Linked DNA regions of Homo sapiens: all the other regions are linked to region 1. Evidence: chromatin contacts called from ENCODE Hi-C or POLR2A ChIA-PET data. All regions are on one chromosome and are shown on one strand. Each heading gives the region's core, a stretch centred on a gene start or an enhancer-like site at or near the end of the contact. The rest is flanking DNA. Distances are from core to core; before and after follow the strand shown. Region 1 holds the start of TRIM24 (tripartite motif containing 24). Region 2 holds the start of MTPN (myotrophin). Region 3 holds the start of NUP205 (nucleoporin 205).

Region 1 (4,214 bases), core at 570-3,069:
TAATATCCGTGAAAAAATAGAAACAAAGGGCAGTCAGTATCTCGCTGGCAAGGGTGCTGGCAAGAGTGAAGAAACGGAGACCCACGGAAAACTGTCTCCTACAAGTGGATACTGCTCCTAACATGCAGTCAAATAAATGAGTCTCAGCCCACAATCTATTTGAAGTATCCATTTCATACGCCCCTTGACCTAGCATAATTACTTAATTAGCATTTTATTTCAAACTAAATCAACTATTTCCTCTAAAAAGTATTAAAAATGCTTTTCCAGTTACACTGTATTTTTAAAAAGGAGGTGCTCAAATATTTGCAATAATAAAATTTAAAAACCGCCAAGTGTTCTACCCGAAACTGTACTCAAACTTACTTTAAATGTTTCAAACCTGTCAAAGTTAGCAATGGAACACCTGTCAAAAGTCTAATTTTACAGTAATAAACACCACAAAGAGAACAGTAACTTCCAGCTTTATCTATAAAATACCAGAAAACCCAAATCACTTTGTATTATTTCTCTTCGCCGTCTCAAAATAAAACCTTTGAAAGAGACACACAACAAAACAACGTCTCTTGGTTCCTTTGTCCCCAGCAGAGGAGAGGGAAGAGAACTGGGAACTCATTAAGGTAAAGAGCCCCAAACATGCAAGATAAGAAATAAATGACATCCGATCTGCAATCAATCATCAAAGAAAGTCACCATCACTTCATCTTCATCCCTCCCTTCTCCCCTGCAGCTCAAATAACGTGAGTATAGACGAGATGATCAGGATCATATGGACCTGGACAAAGCTTTGTGGAGGCAGCGGGCGGGTAGCAGTTAACTGGCTGCAGCCGGCAAAGAACCCGAGATTCCGGCTGCAGGAGACTCCGACAGAGGTCTGCAAAAGTGCGAGTGGCAGGGGCCGCCCGGCTGTTGAGAATGCGGAGCAGCGGCGGCGGCGGCGGCGCGGTCAAGTCCACAGCGCCCGGGGAAGTTGCTGGCCGAGCGCGACACGCCGCAGAGCGCGGGCCCTCCATGTCACCGTCGCCAGCACAGACCCTCCTGCTCGCCCCTCCCCCGCCGCGCACCCCGGGCGGCGGCGACATGACAGCGGGTCGCGCCGCACAAGGGCGCCCGCCCCCTCCTGGCCCTCTCCCCGGGCTCCCCAGCGGCCGCGGCCGGTTCTCACCTTGGGTGGCGAACGGCGACGAGCCGCTGACCGGCGAGCCGGGGGCAGGGACGGGTGGCGGGGTCTCGGCCGAGCCCAGCATGGGCGCGGGCAGCATGAGGTAGCGCTGGGGCGCGGGCAGGCAGCGCTGGCAGAAAGAGTGCAGGCAGGGCAGCAGCTTGGGCGCCCGGCTCTGGATGTTCTGGTGGCACACGGCGCAAGTGTCCAACAGGTTGAGCCGGGCCGCCTCGCCGCCGCGCTCCGAGTCCGGGCCCTGCCGACTCTCGGCCTCGTTCTCCCCGCTCGGCGCCGCCGAGGGCCCCCCGGAGGCCGCAGCCGAGGCCGCTGCCGCCGCCGCCACCGCCTTCTCCACCGCCACCTCCATTGTCCTGCCCTTGCCGCCGCCGGGGAAGCGAGAGCGCGGTCTCCGCCCGCCGCCCCCGACGACCTCCTCCTCCTCCTGCGGCTGCTCCTCAGAGGCCGCTCGGTGGACTCGCGGCAGCGCCAGCGAGGGAGGGAAAGCAAACCGGGCGGGGGAAGCCTCCTCAGGCCCACGGGATCCGCCTCCCGAGTGGCGCGGCCGGAAGGAGGGTATCTGTCAGCGGAGACCGTTCCTCGCACCGGGGAGGCTGCACCCCGTCCGCTTCGCCAACCGCCGAGGCGCTCGTGGAATACGCCCAGCCCGCCCTTGCCTCCCCGCCTTTCTCTTCATCCCCCTGGCCCACCTCAGGCCCCGCCCCCGCCCCCGCCCTCCCTCTCCCAGCAACTGAGGCTTCGGTGTGGAGCGCGCCGCCCAATAGCGGCCGCGCCTGGCGAGGGGGCGGGACCTGTTGGAGCCCGCGAGGCTCCGTCGGCCGCGGCGGGAGGTTGGGAAGTGGGAGGTGCTTGCCCAGCCCCGCCCCCTCCGGACGCCTGAAATCGCGGCTTCTGATTGGGCCTTTGTGTATGTTTCCTCCTCTGAAAAGATTAAGGGTTCATTTGTTAACGACCATCCGCCTGATTCGGTCCGCGGTGTTAGCTCCTCCTAGGGGGCGGGACCTCACTTGTCTACTCAATGCCGTTAATTAAGTAACTGCTTGGAAAACTGATTTCATTACTGGAGACCTGGTCTTGTAGGAGGAGTAAATATGGTCGGAGGGTCACAGGAGGAAGGAGTGGAGGTACTGAAGAGCAAACAAGGAAATAATTTTTTAAAATACTGTGTGAAAGAGGTACTCTGGAGGCAGCAGGGATATTGCAACCTAATTTTACTCATCTCTAGAATGAATGAGTATGAAGAATAAGGGGGGGAAGTTCTCGTGCAAGTTGGAAATTTTTAAAGGGTTTCCCCAATGAAAAAGGTGAAATTAATTTTTAAAGTCAGTGATTTGCTTTTTAAGTGACTAAAAGTGGTTCGTTTTCCCAGGAATTAATACAGATTGACAAATGTTTTTATTGCATAAATATAGCATCATTAAGCAAAAATAAACCTCAATACTGTTACCCAAATAATTCATAACTTCAGGATTCTTTTGTATTTCCTCCCTCCCTCTTATTTTATTCCCTCCCTCCCTCCCTCACCTCTCTACGCTGATATCAGAAGTTACGCACATTTTTCACTCAAAAAATGGCGCAGCTTTTAAGGAACTTGAAGAATAGAAACGGAATGAAGGAAACAAGATTTTGTAACACGTAACTTTAAGAAGTATTTACCTTTTTTTTTTTTTTTTGTCAATACTAATGAAGCGGTACTGGACTTTAGAGAAAGATGGAGTGGGTCATGAAAGGCTTTGCTAAAATCACAGTTTTCCTGGAGGACTATATGGGATGGCAATGGGGGAGGGCTAGGCAACGTAGCCTTCCTTCAAGACCTTGCCCTTAAACACAACCTCCGTAGGCCTCAAGTGAGAGGTTCTTTTACTTAATCACAAGACATTCAACAGCTCTTCCCGCCTCCCCCACCCATTGGTTCCTGTTTAAGCTTGGGATTTTTTGTTTGTTTGTTTTTTTGCATGGAAGTAGCTCTTAAACCTTAGTTTGCATAAGAATAACTTGAGAAGCTTAGTGAAAAACAGGTGCTTGGGCCACCTCCGTATTCAGTTATTCAATTTTGATAGCATCTCAAGTGATTCTGACCTGGGTGGGTCCAGAAACGGAAGTCTGTCCCACAGGTCTTCACCCACTCACAAATCTCTCCACGATTTCGTCCGTATATGCCTCTCAAGCTGAAGTCGCCGCGACTCTCATGCTTCATGCTGCAGCAATTGTAAGGCCACCCTGCTTTGTACACGCTGTTCCCTTTGTTTTAGTTCCTTCAAAATTCTGACTTATCTGTTATCCCCTAAAGCCACCCCAAAGTTGAACACTCCTTCCCCAGAATTCAAACCATATTGTATATTTTTGAAGCTACACCTTGAAAACATTCACATAATAGGAATGGAATTTTGTATTCAAAAATCAACTCCCTTAATATGCTAAAAATTCATTACATAGGTGGTATACAGGATTCAAGCCTACTAAAGACAAGTCCCTCTTATTCCCCAGATGATGGTGGTAGGGAAGGAAAACTGAGAAGTAAAATTGAATAGGCTGGTTTTGAAAGAATTCCATGTAATTTGATCAAACCCACTAGCTTAAAGTTTTTCAAATCACCATGGTTTTACAGAAAATGATCTTCCATCGTTTTAGCCTTCCTAATTTCACATGAGTAAAACAATCGTACATTGTACTTTGTTCACATATATGGAACTTCAAGTCCAGAAAATGAATTTACTGTTTGTTTTTCTTAATCATATGATTTCTTTATTTGGATATTGTTGCCCTACAAAGCGTGTTCAAATATATTTCACAAAGATCCACACTACCAATAGATTACTCTTCCTTAATTACAGCTCTCATCCTATGTCCCTCCCTTATCCCATAATTTTCTGTGGCTCTCCACTGCATCCAAAGCTCTCCACAATTTTATTCCCATCTGATCTTCTTGTCTGATGTTACTGCTTTCCCATATCCATCCTGTGCTTCCGCCTAATTGGATGATGCGCTGTTTCTTGTTTCTTAACTGCACCACTACCACCACCTATGAGAGAGG
Region 2 (4,346 bases), core at 1,518-4,017, 2.5 Mb after region 1:
CCTGGAAGTGACTCATTTCACGTCTGCTCATAACTAATAGGCCAAAATTAGTTACATGATATTATTCAACTACAAGCCAGGAAGAGCAGTTCTCTCTTGTGCCCAGAATGGCAGACAAAGGAATTATTTGTTTAACACCATGAATACTTACCAAAATAGGTAAACAAAAAAGATAATTAAAATACTTGTGACATGTGCTGTAAATGGGGGAAAAGCTGGGCCCTGTAAGTAATTGAAGGACCTATTTAAAGTGGGTGGTCTGGGAGGTCTCTCTGAAGGTTTGCATTGAAACCTCAAAAGTCAGATGGAGTGAACAAGACTTAGATGAAGAACATTCCAGAGAAGAAACAAGAAGCATAAAGGCCTTAGGGTGGAATGAGCTTGGTTTAGCTTGAAACTGACAGAAGACAAGATATTTCAAAATCAAAGAAACAATGGGGGTGGCAAGGGACTGTCATGAGATAGGAGATACTATCACCTACCATCAGCAGTCAGTGCACAGAAGGCCCTGAAGGCCATATCAAGTAGTTAGGATTTTAACCTACCTGCAATAGGAAGCCTTTGAAAGGCCTTAGGACAACAAGTGCATGTTTAAGTTTTAAAAGAGTAACTCCCAAAGTGGGGAATTATCTAGAAAAGGATGAGTGAAAATAGGACACCAACAGGGAGGCTATCATAGCACATAGCATCATAGCAGTGTAGACAGAGATGACAGTGACAGGGATGGGGGATATGTGAGGGTGCAGGGAGTAGTAATAGTGAAGATGGCAAGAAATGAACAAATTTAAGACATATTTTGAAATATTTACTGATGGATTGAATAAGAGAAAAGTTGAGAATGGGAAGAGTGATTATGACTCCCATGTTTCTGGTTTTAGTGATAGGGTGGTTGGCAGCGCCATTTACAGAGATATGTGGGGGACAACTAGGTTTAACATCTACAGGAGACCAGATCCTATTCTGGACATGTTAAGTTTGAGAAATCCAAATGAGTAAGAAGTTAAATATAAGAATAGATCACATAGGAAAAGTCTAGTTAAAGATTTTTTTTTTAGATGATCTTGCTCTGTCACCCAGGCTGGAATGCAGTGGTGCCATCATAGCTTACTGTGGCCTCAAACTCCAGGGCTCAAGTAATCCTCCTGCCTCAGCTTCCCAAGTAGCTGGGAAGGCAGAAGTCCGCCACTGTACCCAACTAATTTTTTTAATCTTTGTGTTTTGTAGAGATGGTGTCTCATTTTGTTGCCCTGGCTGGTCTCCAACTCCTGGCTTCAAGCGATCTTCCAGCCTTGTCCTCCCAAGGTGCTAGGATTACAGGCATGAGCCACTGCACCCGGCCAAAGATATAAATCAAGAGCTCTCAGCATGATGTAACTCAGAAATCACACAGGTGGGAGTGTGTTGGAGAAGAGATGGAGATTCTAGGACTTGCCTAACAAATTCCCCCTTGAGATTTGTTTCCAGAAATCGTATCACTATTGGGTATGTGGATTTGTATTTCTAATTATCAGGGAGTAAAATTAACAAATGACAATCTAGGTAGATGTTAATATTTGGAGGGATTTCTTCTGATTTGAAACCCATTTGCTATTCTACTCTAAATGATAGCAAAAAAAAAAAAAATACATTTCCAAACACTATTGACATCCCCATTTTACACAAGTGGAAAACTGAAGCAGAAGGGGGTTCAGTAACTTGCCCAAGAAGACACAAAATTAGCAAGAAGTGGGACCTGTATCGCAAACTAAACAATTTGGCTCCAGAGTCTGTTTGGAACCCCTACACTGTACGGCAATGGTGGTAAAGTAGCTTAGTTAATGTGTTTAGTGGGTTACAAATAATAGATTATATATATGAGTTTTATATATAGTAATAGTTATATATGTATATATATTATACGTATATTTCTAGCTCCAATAAGAGCTTTTATTGGATCTATGTTCATGTGCGCATGCCTGGATCATTAGGGTTGTGAGGAACAATTCAAGTGGTAGCTATGCACTATGGCATTACAACTAAACCCTAGGAAGAACAGAACTGACTTCACCAGAACAGTCCTGAAGTTTCAAACCATTAAAAACAAACAGTAAATTTAAAAAACGCAAATTGTACTAGACAGTTTGGTTTGCTCCACTTTACGGCATCAAACTGAATGCCTGGACGTCATTTGCTGGTCAGGAAGATGAGTTAATTTTTTTTTTCCTGCCACACACTTAAGTTTTTTGCTCCAGGGAACATTATACATAGTGTTAACACACTCAATTTACATTGTAGTTTTAGTGTTGAAGATTTCCTGGAGGGCAGGAATAGCGTTATTCCATCGTTTTTAGCCCAGTCAGACTGGATGACGGAGAGAGGGAGGGGTGAAAAGGAGGGAGGGAAGGGGAAAAGGCAAGGAAGAAGGAATTCAAATTAAACACTCTTCCTATACATTTTTAGAAGCTGAGCAAGATGCCCTCCAAGATTATGTTTTTTAAAAAGTAAAGTTTTTCCCATTAATGGTGGTGCAGAAGCGTCCTAATCCCATCGAAAGTACTCTCACTCTTCCTCCATTCGCTGTCTTGACCTCCCCCGGGCCTCCTTCATTCTGCCTCCCAGTCCCGCCCACTTGTCGCCGGCTCCTACCCTCCACTCTAGCCTTCCCGGCAGCCTGTACATTGCGCATGCGCACTAGTGGCGTTCGCGCCGCGGACCCAGAGAGAGGCGTTCCGCGGAGGAGAAGAGGAAGAGGAAGTTGGGGGAGGGTCCTAGCGGGGAGTGAACCGGAAGTGTAAAGGTTCCTGCCTCTCCTCGGCCAGGCGGAACCTCTCTGCTGGGCCCGGTGGCCGCAAAAGAACTTTCTTTCTCCCGCCCGAACGGTCGCCGCGGCCAACTGCCTCGCCCGCCTGGCAGCCTAACCCTCCTTCTCTTCTTCTCCTCTCCGGCTTCGCGCGGCCCTGCCTCCCTCTCGCCCGGCGGCATCCGCTTGCTGCTGCCACCGCCTCCTCATCTTCTGCCCGGCCAACCGGCCTGCCCCGCTGCAGTGATGTGCGACAAGGAGTTCATGTGGGCCCTGAAAAACGGAGACTTGGATGAGGTGAAAGACTATGTGGCCAAGGTAAGCGGGGATGAGAAGAGTAGGCGAGAACACGGAGGTGGGCTGGAGATGAGGCTGAGGAAGCTGATGGGAGCTGGACTGCGGGGATGGGGGTGGGCGGGAGGAGAGACTTCCTGGGTGGAGGCGGCACCAAGGAGAGAGGGGCGTCTAGGGAGGAGCTAAACTGAAAGAAGGGTCCAGGTAACTTGGTAGCGTTCTGTGTCAGGTAACTGCTGCGTTAATACAGTTAGGCGCTACCTGACTTCCTGGCCTCTTGGGGGAGGGGAGGAGTGGTGTCTGGCTCATCCAGAGTTTCTTCTGCGCACTGATCATTTGAGTTTGGCCCTCTTCTACACCAAAGTTACTTAAACCTTTCTTTGAATGAGGTAATTCTCCATCTTGGACTTACCCATTACTAAATGAAGTAACCTAAGTAATTAGGATCAGAGGAACATGTTTTTTAACTCTCGGCCTGGTGTGAAGTTGAAGAATTCATTGACCGTGAAAAGAGTACCGAAAATAGAAATAGTTAAAATTCTGAAACTGAGTATCACTTCACTGTGGTGTCTTAACTTTGGGTGTGGCCTTTTTCCTTTCCCCCACCACAACAAATACATATTTGCTTCAAGTGGTAAGGTTGTCAACTGGCATCTGGGAATGTTTAAGGTATCTGAATAGTTTTTAAACAAGCATGTTAACTTCAGTTATTCCATTCTTCTCCCTGATTTCACCTGAAATGCTTACATGTGTAGTAAATAGCAATGCAGTTTAGTGGCAGTGTATTTGGGGGGTAAAATCATGATGAAGAAAGACAAACTCAAACCTCAGCCCCAAATATAAAACTGAATCGACATTGTGGCAGAGTGGGAAACTTAAAATTCCAAGCTAGCCTGTCTTTCCATCCTGAAACTGTGCCTTTGTAATTATGAGAGAACTTAACATGTGATTTTAATTTAGTGATAATCTAAAATGAATCTTCCAAAACAAGTATAATTTTATGACAACCACGGATGGCATCTTGCTCACCTTCTAAAAGTGTGAGAACCCAGTCTAGATTTTAACTCTTCAAAGAATAGGACCTGACCTGGGTTTTTGCTTCAGAGGCTGTGTTAGGAAGCAAGTAAGCGAAGCAGTTTCTTAAAACTTACAGGATTGTGCAAGGCAAACTGCTGAAGGTTTTTACTTTATTTAATGCCATTACAATTTAGACTTTTTGGATGCTGCTTACCTGCTTAGTTTTTTGCAGTGGAGTTTTAGGACAGGCTGTCTT
Region 3 (4,139 bases), core at 1,150-3,649, 2.9 Mb after region 1:
GTACTAAAGGAATGTATATAGGCCAGGCACAGTGGCTCACGCCTGTAATCCCAGCACTTTGGGATGCCGAGGTAGGCGGATCACCTGAGGTCAGGAGTTTGAGACCAGTCTGGCCAACATGGTGAAACCCCGTCTCTACTAAAAATACAAAAAAAATTGGCCAGGCGCAGTGGCTCACACCTGTAATCCCAGCACTTTGGGAGGCTGAAGGGAGTGAATCACGGGGTCAGGAGCTCGAGACCAGCCTGGCCAATATGGTGAAACCCCTTCTCTACTACAAATACAAAAAATTAGCTGGGTGTAGTGGCGGGCGCCTGTAATCCCAGCCCCTCGGGAGGCTGAGGCAGGGGAATCGCTTGAACCCAGGAGGCGGACGTTGCAGTGAGCCAAGATCGTGCCACTGCACTCCAGCCCGGGCAACAGAGTGAGACTCCATCTCAAAAAAAAATTAGCCAGGCTAGCCAAGCATGGTGGCGGGCGCCTGTAATCCCAGTTACTTCAGAGGCTGAGGCAGGAGAGTTGCTCCAACCCAGGAGGTGGAGGCTGCAGTGAGCCGAGATCACGCCACTGCACTCCAGCCTGGGTGGACAGGATGAGACTCCATCTCAAAAAAAGAAAAAAAAAAAAAAGGAAAATAAATGTGTATACCTTGCGTACTGGCTCACACCTGTAAACCTACCACTTTGGGAGGCCGAGGCAGAAAGATCGCTTGAGGACAGCAGTTCGAGATCAGCCTAGCCAACATGGAGAAACCCCACCTCTACTAAAAATACAAAAATTAGCCCAGCGTGGTGGCACATGCCTGTAATCCCAGCTACTCAGGAGGCTGAGGCAGGAGAATTGCTTCAACCTGGGAGGCAGAGGTTGCAGCGAGCCAGGATCGCGGATCGCATCACTGCACTCCCGCCTGGGAGACAGAGCAAGACTCCATCTCAAAAAGAAAAATTAAAAAATAAAATAAAATAGAGAAATGTATTATATACAACCACACGTTAAGCATATCTAATTGGGAAGGAAGGACCGCAATATTAAGCATGTAACTTCATTACTAACCTTCTAATATATACGTCTAATATCATAAAATGAATTAGGTTGTGCTTAAGCAGTAGCACTAAGTAGTTTAAGCACCTAAGACTGACTTAGATCATTAGATGTTTAACTCTGGGGACATTACGTAACTATTTGAAGCCTCTATTTCCAAATCTGTAAAACGGAGTATGTAACAGTAACTACTCCAAAGGTGTATAAACGGGAACTGAATGAGATAAGCACGATAATAAGTGCAATGCTGGGATATAGTATGTGTTCAGTAAACATAGCCTTCATTATAATTTATCATAGCTTTTCTGAAATGATTTGATTTACAAAACAGATTTAGACAACTTTTCAAGAATATCAGTCCTGTGGAAAATAGAACCAATACTTTAAAAAAGAGTCCTTTTAAGTGAGATTCTCACAAGCATTTACCACACAGATATACTCTTAATCTTGCCCGCGAACTTCAGAGCATCTCAATCGAGGCATTAACATTCTAGGCACCAAATTATTTTTCCGGACTGCTCTGACCATGAAGGACTTTCTGCATCCTTGCCCCGCCTACTATGCGACAGCAGTGTACCCCAGGAAATATGACAATCAAAATGCACTCACTCATTCAAACACCACTGGAGGGCGGTACGGCCCGAATTGAGAATCACCGAAAGAGGATCCACCCCAAATCTTCCAGAGTTCCTTTACTACCTTCTAGATTCAATTCCACCCCGAAAATCTACAGCTCCAAAGGTACAAGAACATCCAGGGCCTAACCACATCCGCAGGGTTAGAAGACGTCTGCTGAAGCCCCGCCACCCTCTTCCTGACCACCTTTCAGATGGCCGACTTCATAATAGGGAGTATTCGCTGCCTGCAAGATCTCCCACCCTATAAGGAACTCCGACGCCTACTTTCAGCCTCTGCTCATGGCTGGAAAATATCTCGGGTCCTCTGGCTTCACTGTGGAAGACCTGATGCGTATTCCAGCGAAATCGGGACCACAGACGCACAGTGAAACTTGGGGGTGAGGGGGACCAGACTCAGCCCTGGGCTGTGAGAGATTACACACCTGGGTCCAGCGGCCCAAGCCTCACTGCCTGGAATCTCAAACCCCAACTCGAGGGCTGGAGCCGCAGCACCGACGCGCGCCATTCAAACTGGGGAGGGGTGGGACTCTAGGCCCAGAATTAGGGAAAAGCAGGCACCGCACATAAGTGGGGTCCTAGACTCCGAGAAACCTCACGGTCTCGTCTCTCCATGAAGACCTGGTTATCGCTCAGCTCAATCGTCTTTCTGTCTGGCCACACTTACCCGAATTTACCGCCAAAGGCGTCGCCATCTTAGAGGCGCACTAACAGAGCCCTTCTGCCGCATGGAGGCCCCGGGAAAGGGTGAGGCTGACCTGAGCGAAGCCTGAACAAAAAGGCACCACACTGTCCCCTCCACGCTGGGCCGTCCCAGGCGTACAAAAGGCTCCAGAATCTGCTCTGGGTCACAAACATCAATTTTCATTGGGATTATTCCCATTCAAATAAGGCGAGGGCAACCACTTCAGAGACACGAGGTCCTCGATCCGACGTTCATCGTGTAGTGCATCCTGGGACTTGTAGTTTCTAATGATGAGTTGGTTAAGTGGAGAGGAAAAAGTAAAGTGGAATAGAAAAAGATATTCTGAGAGTAGTTATTAAAATGACGCCCATTTATGACATTATAAAAGCCGTAAATTCAAATCATTATCTCCGCTTCAAGTTAAATCTTCCTTACAGTGGGGAGTGAAGTAAGGTATGAAGTGTCTACACCTCAAAAAGCCACTGACCGGTTACAAACTAAGTTTCCGTGACATTTCAGTTTACCAAATATATTCTGTCAACATAGTTGCGTAGAGCGAAACAAATCATAATTTTTAATTATAAAATTTTCAAACGGATACAAAATTAGAATAGCAAACACTCAGCATCAATAACGTGGCCAATTTCCCACCACGGCAGCCCCAACCCACCCTTACCACCCCAACACCCTCCCCTCCCCACCCCCCGCCCCCGATTAGTTTGAAACAGATTCCAGACATATCGTTTCATAATCACCAAGTATTTTTCTACCTGAGCACCCAAAGTAGCTGAACTCTTTCTTCAGCTGTTAAATTTTAGTTTGCTGATTTTCAAACTAAAATGTAAATAATCATTGCTATTTACAGCTATGTATTAAGAAAAATTTTATAGCCATTATCTCATTTAATCCCTGCAAACCATTCTATTGGGAAAATGATATGATTATAACTATTTATGTCAGAGACGCTCCATGTGCCTTACAATCTCATTGTATTAACTCTCCATCATTCCCATTTCACTGTTGGAAATCAGAATCAAATAATTTAGACAAAAGCATAGAGTATGTTAAGAATATCCAGAACTGGCAGGGCGCAGTGGCTTATGCCTGTAATCCCAGCACTTTGGGAGGCCAAGGCAGGCGATCACTTAAGGTCAAGTGTTTGAGACCAGCCTGGCCAGGAAGGTGAAACCCCGTCTCTACTAAAAATACAAAAATTAGCCAGGCATGGCGGCACGCACCTGTAACCCCAGCTGTTCGGAAGGCTGAGGCAGGAGAATCCCTTGAACCCGGGAGGTGGAGGTTGCAGTGAGCTGAGATCATACCACTGCACTCCAGCCTAGGCAACAGAGTGAGTGAGACTCCATTTAAAAAAAAAAAGAATATCCAGAACAGAACATTTATTCTTTTGAACAAATAATATCAAGTGACACAATGTACATTAGGTTTGAAACACAAAAATCACTGGTGATTTTTTCTAAAAGTCATTGATATATAGAGACAAATGCCAAACTACGATTAAAGTGGTTTTAAGGAGTGAAGTGGGGAAGAGAGAAAGTAAACGCAAAGGAATTTTTCAAGAAGTTTATCATGAAACTGAGAAGAATACTGAGCAGGAACTTGACAGGAAGCGGCATTCAAAGATTTCTCTCTCAGCACAGCTATTACAAGCCTTTCCCTCTCCACATGCACTTTTTAAGCCCACACGCTTCCCTCTCAGTAGATAACTTTGCTTTCTATAAAGTAACTCTTTAAATTCCAGCAACTCCTCTTCACCTGTC

The links. Hi-C counts contacts between places; a loop is a spot of excess contacts on that map. ChIA-PET counts read pairs that join two places held with the same protein, here RNA polymerase II (POLR2A). Pooled maps may share reads with other maps.
Region 2: a map of B cell shows a loop between it and region 1 (26-fold over the local background). The contact joins the promoter of MTPN here to the promoter of TRIM24 in region 1. A Hi-C loop is called at or near these places in 2 of 168 maps with a recorded cell type or tissue (B cell and naive thymus-derived CD4-positive, alpha-beta T cell), 4 of 37 single-sample maps with no recorded cell type and 14 of 50 pooled maps.
Region 3: a loop to region 1 is called in a map with no recorded cell type, with 14 times the contacts of the local background. The contact joins the promoter of NUP205 here to the promoter of TRIM24 in region 1. A Hi-C loop is called at or near these places in 1 of 37 single-sample maps with no recorded cell type and 6 of 50 pooled maps. POLR2A ChIA-PET finds 5 or more read pairs at or near these places in 1 of 52 experiments (naive thymus-derived CD8-positive, alpha-beta T cell).

Annotation. Positions count from the first base shown.
Region 1 is chr7:138,457,864-138,462,077 of GRCh38, reverse strand. TRIM24 (tripartite motif containing 24) reads right to left here and starts at 1,819. Exons shown (of 19, transcript NM_015905.3): 1 at 1,166-1,819. The coding sequence starts at 1,529. RefSeq lists silencers at 948-1,427, 1,458-1,707, 1,768-2,157 and enhancers at 1,668-2,450, 2,854-3,364.
Region 2 is chr7:135,975,780-135,980,125 of GRCh38, reverse strand. It overlaps MTPN (myotrophin), which reads left to right and starts at 2,767. Exons shown (of 4, transcript NM_145808.4): 1 at 2,767-3,097. The coding sequence starts at 3,026.
Region 3 is chr7:135,556,177-135,560,315 of GRCh38, reverse strand. It overlaps NUP205 (nucleoporin 205), which reads right to left and starts at 2,399. Exons shown (of 43, transcript NM_015135.3): 1 at 2,344-2,399. The coding sequence starts at 2,371. RefSeq lists enhancers at 1,689-1,808, 1,879-1,938, 1,999-2,048, 2,429-2,558.